Linked DNA regions of Homo sapiens: region 1 is linked to region 2. The links are chromatin loops, found by intact Hi-C in ENCODE. Cell type or tissue: B cell. All regions are shown on one strand. Each heading gives the region's core, and the rest is flanking DNA. Links, peaks and the distances in the headings are about the cores only.

Evidence for each region. A loop is a pair of places that touch in the nucleus more often than their neighbours do. Peaks named below come from ENCODE experiments on the same cell type or tissue, not always from the same donor. Only the 100,000 strongest peaks of a DNase experiment are listed, where the experiment ranks them.
Region 1: a loop joins it to region 2, with 4 times the contacts of the local background. A loop is called at or near these places in 1 of 110 quality-filtered maps.

What each region holds. Positions count from the first base shown.
Region 1 is chr1:59,269,841-59,274,840 of GRCh38, reverse strand. No RefSeq gene overlaps it. Among named protein-coding and RNA genes, the nearest start is that of FGGY-DT, 24 kb to the left of the region's middle. RefSeq lists an enhancer at 2,097-2,206. In B cell, for the core only: no CTCF peak of the experiment used is centred there; a DNase peak (open chromatin) is centred at 2,110.
Region 2 is chr1:59,004,335-59,010,842 of GRCh38, reverse strand. No RefSeq gene overlaps it. Among named protein-coding and RNA genes, the nearest start is that of LINC01358, 13 kb to the left of the region's middle. RefSeq lists enhancers at 2,406-2,475, 2,516-2,565, 2,586-2,635, 2,906-3,015, 5,220-5,419. In B cell, for the core only: no CTCF peak of the experiment used is centred there; DNase peaks (open chromatin) are centred at 2,842 and 5,223; H3K4me3 peaks cover 2,362 bases; H3K27ac peaks cover 4,752 bases.

The DNA.
Region 1 (5,000 bases), core at 1-5,000, 260 kb before region 2:
TTTAATTAAAGACTTATGGGACAAAAGACTGTGGATACAGTGTGGAGAAAATGAACTACATTTTAAAAAGTACTTTTCCTTTAAAAAAAAAATTCTAGGAGAAGAAACGCAGAAAGGAAACAACAGTATTTTTAGCATGACTGTTCTGTGTTGTTATTGCACCAGAATTTAATTAATTGCAACTTTTAGTTCATGATATACTCTCATTATGTGCACCTTTTATTTTATTAATAATAACATAAATATTGTATTTGATGAACCTGCCACCAAACATTAAAACTAGAACATTGGCACCTACTTATACTTTCCCACGTGTTCCTTTTCTTCCATCCTCTCTGTCTTCCCATTCAAATTAACCCCTTTTCTAACTCTCCTAACTCCTGTTATGTCTATCTCCTTATTTTAATATACCATTTATACAGACATACTATTACATAGACCATATACATATACTAAGTATATATGCTTGTGTATATATACACAGACACATATATAATATATATACTATTTATTTTTATTTAAATTTTTAAAATTTCAATTGCTTTAGGGGTACAAGTGGTTTTTGGTTACACTGACGGATTGTACAGTGGTGAAGTCTAGGATTTTAATGTATCCATCACCCAAGTAGTGTACATTGCACCCAATAAGTAATTTTTTATACCTCCCCAATCCCCCTGCCTTCTGAGTCTCTAATGTCCATTGTATCACTCTGTCTGCCTTTACGTGCCCATAGCTTAGCTCCCACATATAAGTGAGAACATGAGGCATTTGGTCTTCAATTCCTGAGTTACTTCACTTAGAATAATGGCCTCCAGTTTGTAAAATACATTATTTAGTTCTTTATTATGGCTGGGTAGTATTCCATATATATATATATATATATATATATATATATATATATATATATATATATACCACATTTTTTTAATCCACTCTTCAGTTGATGGGCAGTTAAGTTGATTCCACATCTTTGCAATTGTGAATTATACTGCAATAAACATACATTTACAGGTGACTTTTTGATATATTGACTTCTTTTCTTTTGGGTAGATACCCAGTAGTGGGATCGCTGGATCAAATGGTAGATCTACTTTTAGTTCTTTGAGAAATTTCCATCCTGTTTTTCATAGAGGTTGTACTAATTTACATTCCCATCAGCAATGTATAAGCATTCCCTTTTCATCACAGCCACACCAACATCTAGTGTTTTTTTGTGTGTGTATATACATATATATATATATAATACTTTAAGTTCTAGGGTACATGTGCACAACGTGCAGGTTTGTTACATATGTATACATGTGCCATGTTGGTGTGCTGCACCCATTAACTCGTCATTTACATTAGGTAGGGGGAGGGGGGACAGATGGCATTAGAACATCTAGTGTTTTTTGACTTTTTAATGGTCACTCTGGCTGAGATAAGGCAGTATTTCATTACAGTTTTAATTTGCATTTCCCTGATGATCAGTGATGTTGAGCATTTTTTCATGTTTCTTGGCCATTTGTATATCTTCTTTTGAGAAATGTCCATTCTTGTCCTTTGCCCACTTTTCAATGGGATTATTTGTTTTTTTTGCTGTTTTTTGTTTGTTTGTTTTTCTTGCTAATTTGTTTGAGTTCCTTGTAGACTCTGGATGTTACTCCTTTGTTGGATGCATAATTCAGACATGTATATTTATTATTACATTGTAAAGATTCAGTTACTCTGGCACATAGAGCTGAACTTTATTTCTTTTACTGCTGATTATATTCTCTTATGTGAATATACCAACATGCATTTATTCATTCTGCCACCGATGGGAATTTGGGTTTTTCCTTAATTACCTACCGTATGAAGAAATCTCTGATATTTTTCTGTCACCATTTCAAATTTCCCATCAATTCACTGAAATGAGTTTTATTTTCTTCATTTTTTTGGATGGGGACACTAAACTCAGAGAGAGTATGGCACTTTCCTGATCACAGGGCCACACAGTGGCAGAGCCAATGTTTCAGTTCACTTCTGTGCAAATCCAAAGCCTGCCTTAGCACTTCCTTCCTTCCTGGAGGCTCAATTTTTGACCCAGTCTGCTAAAGCCTCAGGAGACTTCCCCAGCTCATTCTTGTTTTTTTTCTGAGCCCTTTTTATGAGTCATTGCTGGGGTAAAGAGGGGATTTCTGGAGCTACCCCTGTCAGTAGATGTCAAAACAACATGTTCACTCAGGCAATTCCATGGGTAGTAGTCAGTTACACTAAAAATTTTTGGTCTAGCCAGTTGGGCGGGGCTGCATTGACACAGCAAGCTGCTTGAATGAATTTTTTCCTTTTCTACCATTTGTGTTTTCACATAGGTAATAATAGTAATCCTTTACTTGTGAACAGAGCTGTCCCATTTCCAAAGCTCTCTCTGAGTAAGAAAAGTACTATTGGCCCCATTTCGCAGCTCAGGAAACCAGCTTTTAGGGAGATGAAGTGATTCAGCTACTAAGTGGTAGCTTGAAAAAGGGATTTCTAGTCCTGTGCATGCTCTGCTTTTCCATGCAAATATTTCCTGCTTAGATTAAATACATCACTCTGTGATGGAATCTGAAAATCCAATTCTCAGGACATTTCCCAAACACAGTCTTCTTCACTATTAAGAGTCCCATTATTTCCAGTGGAAAGATACCCAGTTGGTTCTCTAACCCCCAAAATATTTGAAAACCACAAATTTTGCTAAATGACAGTCACAATACAAGGAGGAGACGGGTGATGTCATGATGTCATTTGAAGGTGCTAGGATAGACTCCTCCCTTAAAAATCTTTCTCACTGTCTGTCACGGAGATTGAATCTCCACTGCTTCACCACTTATACCTGGGTTGTTTTCAACCTTTAAAAGACCTTTATGAAAAGGTGAGATCTAGTGTAGATCCTATTAAAAATATTAAAAACTTAGACAAATTGTTAGCTGTGTGTTCTTTCAATATTACATTGGAGTGCATTGTGTAATAGCCATACCCAAGGATTATTTAATTCTCTGTGGAAGTGCACTATTGTTTGACTCAGTGTTTTCTGTTGTTTAAGGTCCAGAGTCTGTGAAGAAACATAACTTATAGATTTTTTCCAGCACATGTGCAAATAATTTTATTTGGAAGAAAGTAACTGCAAAGATTAAGATTTTATTTCCCTGTAGGACATTGACAAGTTTTGTGTTTAACCCAGCAATTTTATTCCAACTTTTTTTTTTACTTTTATTTTAAGTTCAGAGATACATGTGCAGGTTTGTTATATATGTAAACTTGAGTCATGGGGGTTTATTATCTGATTATTTCATCACCCAGATATTAAACCCAGTATCCATTAGTTATTTTTCCTGATCCTCTCCCTCCTCCCACCCTTTACCCTCTGATAGGTCCTAGTGTGTGTTGTTCCCCTCTATGTGCCCATGTGTTCTCATCATTTAGAGCCCACTTATAAATGAGAACATGCAATGTTTGGTTTTCTGTACCTGTGTTAGTTTGCTAAGAATAACAGCTTCCAGCTCCACCCATGTTCCTGCAAAGGACATTATCTCCTTTTTTATGGCTGCATAGGATTCCATGGTGTATATGTACTATATTTTCTTTATTCAGTCTACCATTGATGGTCATTTAAGTTGACTCCATGTCTTTGCCATTGTGAATAGTGCTATAGTGAACATATGCATACATGTGTGACAAGTAGGATCTATTAAACTAAAGGGCTTTTGTACAGCAAAGGAAACTATCAACAGAGTGAACAGACAGCCTACTGAATAGGAGAAAATGTTTGCAAACTATGCATCTGACAAAAGTCTAATATCCAGCATCTATAAAAACCTTAAACAAATTTACAAGAAAAAGATCCCAAACAACCCTATTAAAAAGTGGGCAAAGGACATGAACAGACACTTTTCAAAAGAAGACATGCCATACATGTGGCCAACAATCATATGGAAAAAAGCTCAACATCACTTATCATTAGAGAAATACAAATCAAAACCACAATGGGATACCATCTCATACCCATAAAAATGGCTATTATTAAAAAGTCAAAAAATAACATGCTAGCAAGTTTGTGGAGAAAAAGGAACACTTATACACTGTTGGTGGGAGTGTAAATTAGTTCAACCATTGTGGAAGACAGTATGGCAACTCCTCAAAGACCTAAATATAGATACCATTCAACCTAGCAATCCTATTACTTGGTGTATACCCAAAGGAACATGAATTTTTCTATTATAAAGACACATCCAGCATTCCTTCTTCAGTGCATATAAACACCAGTGTCTCACACGTTTTTGTAGATGATCTTTACAAATGTGCTTTTTCATTCATGAATTAGATTGATCTTGGACATGTGTTCACTTTATTTTTCTCTATAATTAAAAAACTATATATATGTTGGCAGTCCTAATTTTTTCATGCCTAAATAAGGGTGTTTCAGTTATAATGTTGCATAATGAATTACCTAAAACTAGAAATGTAAAGCAGTAACCATTTAACTTACTTAGTGTTGTAGGTTAGACTTTGGGAAGGGCTTACTATGAAGTTTTTGCTTTGGGTCTCTCCTAGATTGCAGTCAGATACCTGCTGAGGTTATAACCATCTAAAGGCTGATTGGGCTGGATGCCCAAGATGGCTCATTCACATGGCAGTAGTTGATGCTGGCTCCCGGCTGGGAGCTCAGCTGAGGCTATCAACAGGAGACCCTGCACATACCCGGTATAACATGGGGATCTCAGGGAGTCAGACCTCTTAGGGGGTATCTGGCTTCCCCCAGGGGAAGAATCCTAAGAAAATCAGGTAGACCTACATGGCCTTTACTGACCAAGTTTGGAAAATCACATACATTCCTTCTGCTGTACCTCATTGGTTAAAACAGAATTAAGGGTAGGGGACATAGACCTTGCCTCTTTCTGGGGAGGGTGTCAAAGAATTTTTGGAGTGTGTTTCAAAACCATCAAATGGGAAACCACTTTAAACTTTGCAGAGAGAAGGAAAACTCATCTTTGAGTTAT
Region 2 (6,508 bases), core at 805-5,804:
TTTGAATAGTAGGTAGGATTTGTAATAAGTAGAAGGAAGCTACCATATTTGAACATCTTCTATGGGCTGAACCTTTCATACCTATCATCTCTTTTATTCCTTACCACAACCTTGGGTGGTGGGTATATATATATATGTTTACAAATGAAACCGAGGCTTGATCAGAGAGTTTATGTCCCTTGCTCAGCTAGTAGATGGCAGGCAGAGTTGAGATCCAACCTTAAGCCACCAGATGGGTGTGTGTTCTTTCTGCCTTCCAACATCTTTGGCCTGCCACCCTGGTCTCAGGGCTAAGTCATGGTAACATGGTCATGGTGTCCATTGGACAAAGGGAAGAAGATGCCAATAGTGCAGAGGAAAGAAACTACACAATATGAACACCTACAATAGTAGAGGTGGCCCACAGGCTAGATCAGACTTGAAGATACATTTTTGGATGGGCTCACCCAAGGTTTAAAGAAAATATGAAGCCCATCCCTGCAGTTAAAAAAAAAAAAAAATAGCCGCCTGGGCACGGTGGGTCACACCTGTAATCCCAACACTGTGGGAGGCCAAAGTGGGGGGATCACCTGAGGTTGGGAGTTCAAGATCAGCCTGACCAACATGGAGAAACCATGTCTCTACTAAAAACACAAAATTAGCCAGGCGTGGTGGCACATGCCTATAATCCCAGCTACTCGGGAAGCTGAGGCAGGAGAATTGCTTGAACCCAGGAGGCAGAGGTTGCAGTGAGCCGAGATTGCGCCACTGCACTCCAGCCTGGGCAACAAGAGCAAAACTCCGTCTCAAAAAAAAAAAAAATAGCCATCAACATAATGAAGGAGGTAGATTTTAATTCTTACCACTCACTTTCAGGCTTTAATCTCCAGGTTCCTATAGACATACAGGTTGGGGACTCTTGGTAAACCATAACTTTCAACATGCAGGCACTCATTTTGACAAACAAATCAGATATTCTCTACCTTCAACGTTGATTAAACTTTCTAAATAATGTCAGTATACTGACTAAAGACAAATTAAAGCACACTTGTTGAGCCATACCTCCTAGAAGCCCTGCCACAGGTCCCTTCTTCAGCGTCACTGAAGAAGCATCACATGACTATTTGAAATTAATAATACCTCTTGTCAGACATGTACTGCATTTGTGTACAAAACATTTTCCTATCCCTTTTTTCTTATTATCCTCAGAAAAGTGCTATGAGTTAGAGGTTCCTAGTCCAATATGCAGATGAGAGAATTCTTTAGATTGGCAGTGACCCTCATTGGAAAGAGCACTGTGTCTGGGTTCAAGCCCTTGTGAGGTGTCAAGCCAGGGCTTCCCTTTCCTGGCCTTAATCTCTATACCATGTGGAGGTGGTCAGACAAGATAGCTTGTACCAACCCATCTACTCTGAAATTCTGTGAAAGAAGAGCAGAATTTTATAACTGTAAGCATATTCACCCTCCTTTGCAATGGCACAAAACAGCCCCAATTTAAAATAAACTATGAACCTTGGTGGGCAGGTTTAGAGCTTTAGTATCCATTTTGCTCTTCTGCCCCAGTTCTGCCCATGTCTCTGTAGGCCCAGAACACCTTGCCATGTCTCCTTAGCACAGGTTTTTAGAAGGAATGAATTCCTGACTGTGAAAACTTAAACTGGTCCTCTGAAGAAAGTGAGGCTCAGAGAGGTTCAGTACCTTGTCTGGGGACACACAGCTGGTGAATGACATAGTTCAATGCAAGCAGCATGCAGGACAGCAACAGTCTGTGTAGAGGTGTTCCAGGTAAGAGCATTTTCTCTGTGATTCCTCCTGGGGCTGTATGTCAGGTGAATTCAGATCTGTCCTTGAGGTTAGGCCCTTTTAGGTCAGATTCGAGAAGCAACCCTTGGCCTTTTGGAGGTCTGAGGCATCTGCTTTTAAAATATACAGAGGGCCCGATGGCATTACAAGGCAAGGCTGTGGATATATCCGAGCCAATGTGGACACATGTTTGGTTCTGAAGCCAAAGGTTTGCAATTGGCTGGAGTGGCCCAGTGGGTGGCGGTTTGTCTAGCTGATGGTCTGGCACCGTCATGAGTCACAGCCTCAGGAGACAGAACCATGTGCCTGGAGATAGCACTGCCTGGGCCACCCTGAGCCCTGGTCTGTAGTATCCTCTCCACCTCTCTACTTTGGTTTCCTCCTCGGAAAATGAGAAGACAATGCGAATTCCCAGAACTGTTCTGAAGCATAAGACCACCGACTTCACATCTCAGCTTGTCTCCTTGCTGTGTGATTTGGGGCATGGTATTTAATCATCTGAGCCTGGCTTCCTTCATCTGTCAAATGAGCATAACAATGATGTCTCCAAAAGGTTGTGGTTCAGATGAGATAAAATCCTAAGAGTAAGGAGCCTGGCACTTAGGAGAAAGGCAGCCATTTTTGTTAGACTATGAAAGAGTTTTAGGAAACAGAAAGAGCCGCTGCAGTCTACGGTGGAGGTGAAGGCAGCATCACTTCTGTGTTGTTGTTATTATCCTTGACAGATGGGCCTGGACGAGAGGTCTGAGGTGAGTTGGGGAAGGCATGAGTCATGTGAGGGCAGCCCCCGGAGCTCCCAGTGCAAGAGGCACTGCATTTTAAACTAGTTGTGGAATTCATTCCACTGCCTTTTTCAGCCCCAAAGACACTGGAAAAAAATAAAATAAAAAGCAAACCACAGCATTTTCAGGCCTCCCACTGGTTTTGCCTTTCTTCCCCCAACGTATTGTTTTTGGGAAGGGCTGTTTCAGCCACAGCGCTGTCAAGAAAACAAGGTGGTTTCCCTTGACCCTTGGCAACCAACACATGCTTTTTCCTACGCTTTGGTGCAGAAGCCCACAAGTGATTTTTAAAAATAATAAAATTCTTCTCTATAAATAAACCCTTATGCTTTCTGCTGTGGGTCTTGGATGGATGAGTTTCTTCTTCTTTCTGAACTCAGTAAGGGCTAAGTTCCCCTCCACAGAGGAACTGCACATTGTGAAGCAAGGGATATTTTGGTGAATCACCTGCCATTGCGTTTTCCACCAATGCAGGAATGGCAAAGTTCTGGAACTTTTACTTAAAGATCCACCATTCCTCAAGAAGACCTATAGCCTCCACGGAATACCCTATCCCCTCTTCCTCTAGAGATTTTACTACTGCTACCGTTACTGGTTTTCCAGAGTCTGACAAATTAAGCATTTATAAGAATTGACTCAGTGACCGCAGAGCAACAGAAAGAGGATGAGTTTTAGAGTCCAGAGACCTGGGTGTGAATTTTAACTTTGCTCCTGACTAACTGTGTAACTCTGGACAAAAGGCTTATATAATTTTGGGCAAGTTACTTAACATCTATGTTAAATGTATGCCTGCCTTGTTTTTGGGATTCCTGAAATGGATATAAATGGTCCATAACTCATGGAGCTGTGGTGAAAATTAAATGGAAAAAAAAATGCATTTGAAGCCCCAAGTACACAGTAGGTACTCAATAAATGGTAATTGGTATCGGGTAAGTTCTCAGCATGACTAGTTATGATCAAGAAAAAGAAGGCTCATGCAGCGCGGACTTGGAAGTGGGATTTGATGAAGGGACAACAATTTATAGGGATAGGGACAGAGCTAAGGAAACCAATGAGAGATGCTGAAGCACTCAGAGACTTGCAACACCAGGGAACCATTGCTACCCTGAATCTGCAAGGACAGGAAGAGGGTGAGATGTTGCTGAAGCCATGGAGGAGGGGCTGCTGGCAGGAACTACGGTTGCAGAGGAACCCGGCCACTGGCAGACCCTGGCACAGAAGCAGGGAAAGAGCTGGAGGAAATTCCCAACCTCTTTCTCCTCCCACCCTTTAATCTCTTGCCGATGCCTACCACTGGCTAAACCCAACTGGAAGATAGGAGGCAAAGGAGTCCCCCGAGGCAATCAGGGGCATTAACCTCTCTATGGCACAGTGCAGATGGCACAGTGCAGACCAGAGAACAGATCTGGTTGGGAAGGGGGTACAAATGGAGAATCACCAGGTCAGAGAGAATTTATTGTGATTCACATATTGGCTAGTATTAGTCCACCCAAACCATGAATAAATCTCCTGCAAAAATCCTAAAGTGCTGACTGTGATCACATCACTTCAGGTGTAAAAAAGCACATTGGACTCTAGTGCCTAAAGAAATGAGCTCCCTTCTCACCAGGCATCCCGGCCCAGGCCCTCTCTCCCAGCTCATCTCCTGCTTCTCCCCTTCTTACATTCTCTGGAATGCACATGCCCTGTCATGCTTCCCTGCTTTCCACTTACAGTTCTGTTTGAAACTTTCGACGGGTGAAAATCCTCACCAATCCTCTGCCCCCATCTTCCTCTGATTGGCCAACTTCTCATCCTGCAACAATCAGTCCAGTCATCACCTTCTCTGTGAAACATACCTAGCCAGTCCTTCTCTGTGTTCCCATACCTCTAGAAGCAGCAGAGAGTTATAAGCAGGGCTATTCCTGGTTGCCCTAGTTTCTAGCTGCATTGTGTGCTTGCCACTTAATACTCTTGGTGAGTCATTATCGTCATCTATAAAGTGGGCTGATAATAGTGCCCACCACATAGGGTTTGCCTAGGGAAAAAATAAGTCCATATATACAAATCAATTAAAGCAATGCCTGGCATATAGTAAGTATGTAGTAAGAATAAATATTGGCTAACTTAGTTTTATTTTTTTATTACCGTTTTGTCATAGTACTTAACTCACTGTAGTATAATTCAAGGTTTATTTTATTCCACCATTGATTCTGTGAGCAACTCAAGGTTAGAGTCTATGTGTGTATTCCCAATGCCTGGCATAGTGTTTGACACATAGTAGGTGCTCAGTAAATGTTGAATGAGTGAATGAATTAATAAATGAATACATGAATGATATGAGGACTCAAAGTGAGTTTTTGGAATCTGGTTTGAGTTTTCATGTGAACCACACTATATGCCTTTTCTCAAGAATTTGAACAGTGAAGAAGTCAGGTCTAAAAACATTAAGCCCCTGAAGACTGAGATGGGGCCACCCAGCAGGACAACTCTCCTGTAGGCCTAGTTTGGGTGGAACCCTGCCCTGAGCAGCCAGCCAGTTTCTAATCTAATTGTGTGATAAAAGAAACACCTCCTCCACCCTTCACACTTCCTCCTCCCACATTAGAAACCAAGAGTAATGATCTGCATTTGTGCCAGAGCCCCAGCCATCACTGGGGAAGACACACATGTTCCCCTGTTCAGGCAAAATCATCCTTAGGACATGCCAGGGTGGAGGGGTCTGATCAGATAATCCAGGGTTCTGGGATGTTCCAGGGGTCAACTCAGTCCTGAGAGCAGGTGTGTGCTTGGGGAGTGGAGGACACAGAACCTCTGCTCTAGGCCCTCAGCATCTGGACACACTTCTGGACTTCTAGTACTCCTTCCTCACTTCCATTGACTCATTTACTCTCTTACCTGTTTCCTCCCATCACATCCCATCATATTCAGTTAAGATAAAAGGCAAAATCCTGTACAGCCCTGCATGATCTGCCCCCTGGCAACACCTCAGCCCTCATTTCCTCTGCCATCCCCCTCTCTTACCTACAGCAGGTGAGCAAACCCCTTAGCTGGTTTTGGCTGAGCAAACACACTTGCTATTTCCTTGCTTGGAAGTTTCTTGCCTTAGGCATCCTCTTGGCTCTATCCTTCTCCTCATTCATTCATTAGCTCTTTTATTTAACAGACAATTAAACGTTTTTGTTAAATTTTAAATTTTTACTTTTAATTGTTGAAAAATGGACATAAAACTTACTATGTTAACCATATTTAGGTGTGCAATTCAGTGGAGTTAAGTTCATTCACACTGTTGTGCAACCATCATCACCATCCATCCCCAGAACATTCTTCATCTTCCAAAACTGAAACTCCATACTCATTAAACAATAACTCTCCATTTCTCCTTTTCCCCAGCTCCTCACAACCACCATTCTGCTTCCTGTTTCTATGAACTTGACTACTCTAGGCTCCTCATAGGAGTGGAATTATACAGTATTTGCCCCCTTTGTAACTGGCTTATTTTACTTAATATGATGTCCTCAAGGTTCATCCATGCGGTGACATATCTCAGAATTTCCTTCGTTTTTAAGGCTGAATAATATTTCATTGTATGTATAGGCCACATTTTGTTTATCCATTCATCTGTTAATGGACACTTGAGTAGCTTCCACCTTTTTTCCATTATAAATAATACTTCTATGAATGTGGGTGTACAAATATCTGTTCAAGTCCCTACTCTCATTTCTTTGGGGTATACACCCAGAAGTAGTATTGTTGAATCATATGGTAATCCAATATTTTTTGATAAACTACCATACTGTTTTGTTCTGTAATTGCACCATGTCACATTTCCACCAGTAAGGCACAAGAATTCCAATTTCTCTACATCTTCATTAACACTTGTTATTTTCTGTTATTGTTCTTTTTGATGGTAGTTATTCTATTCTAATGACTGTGACATGGCATCTCATGGTGGTTTTTAACAG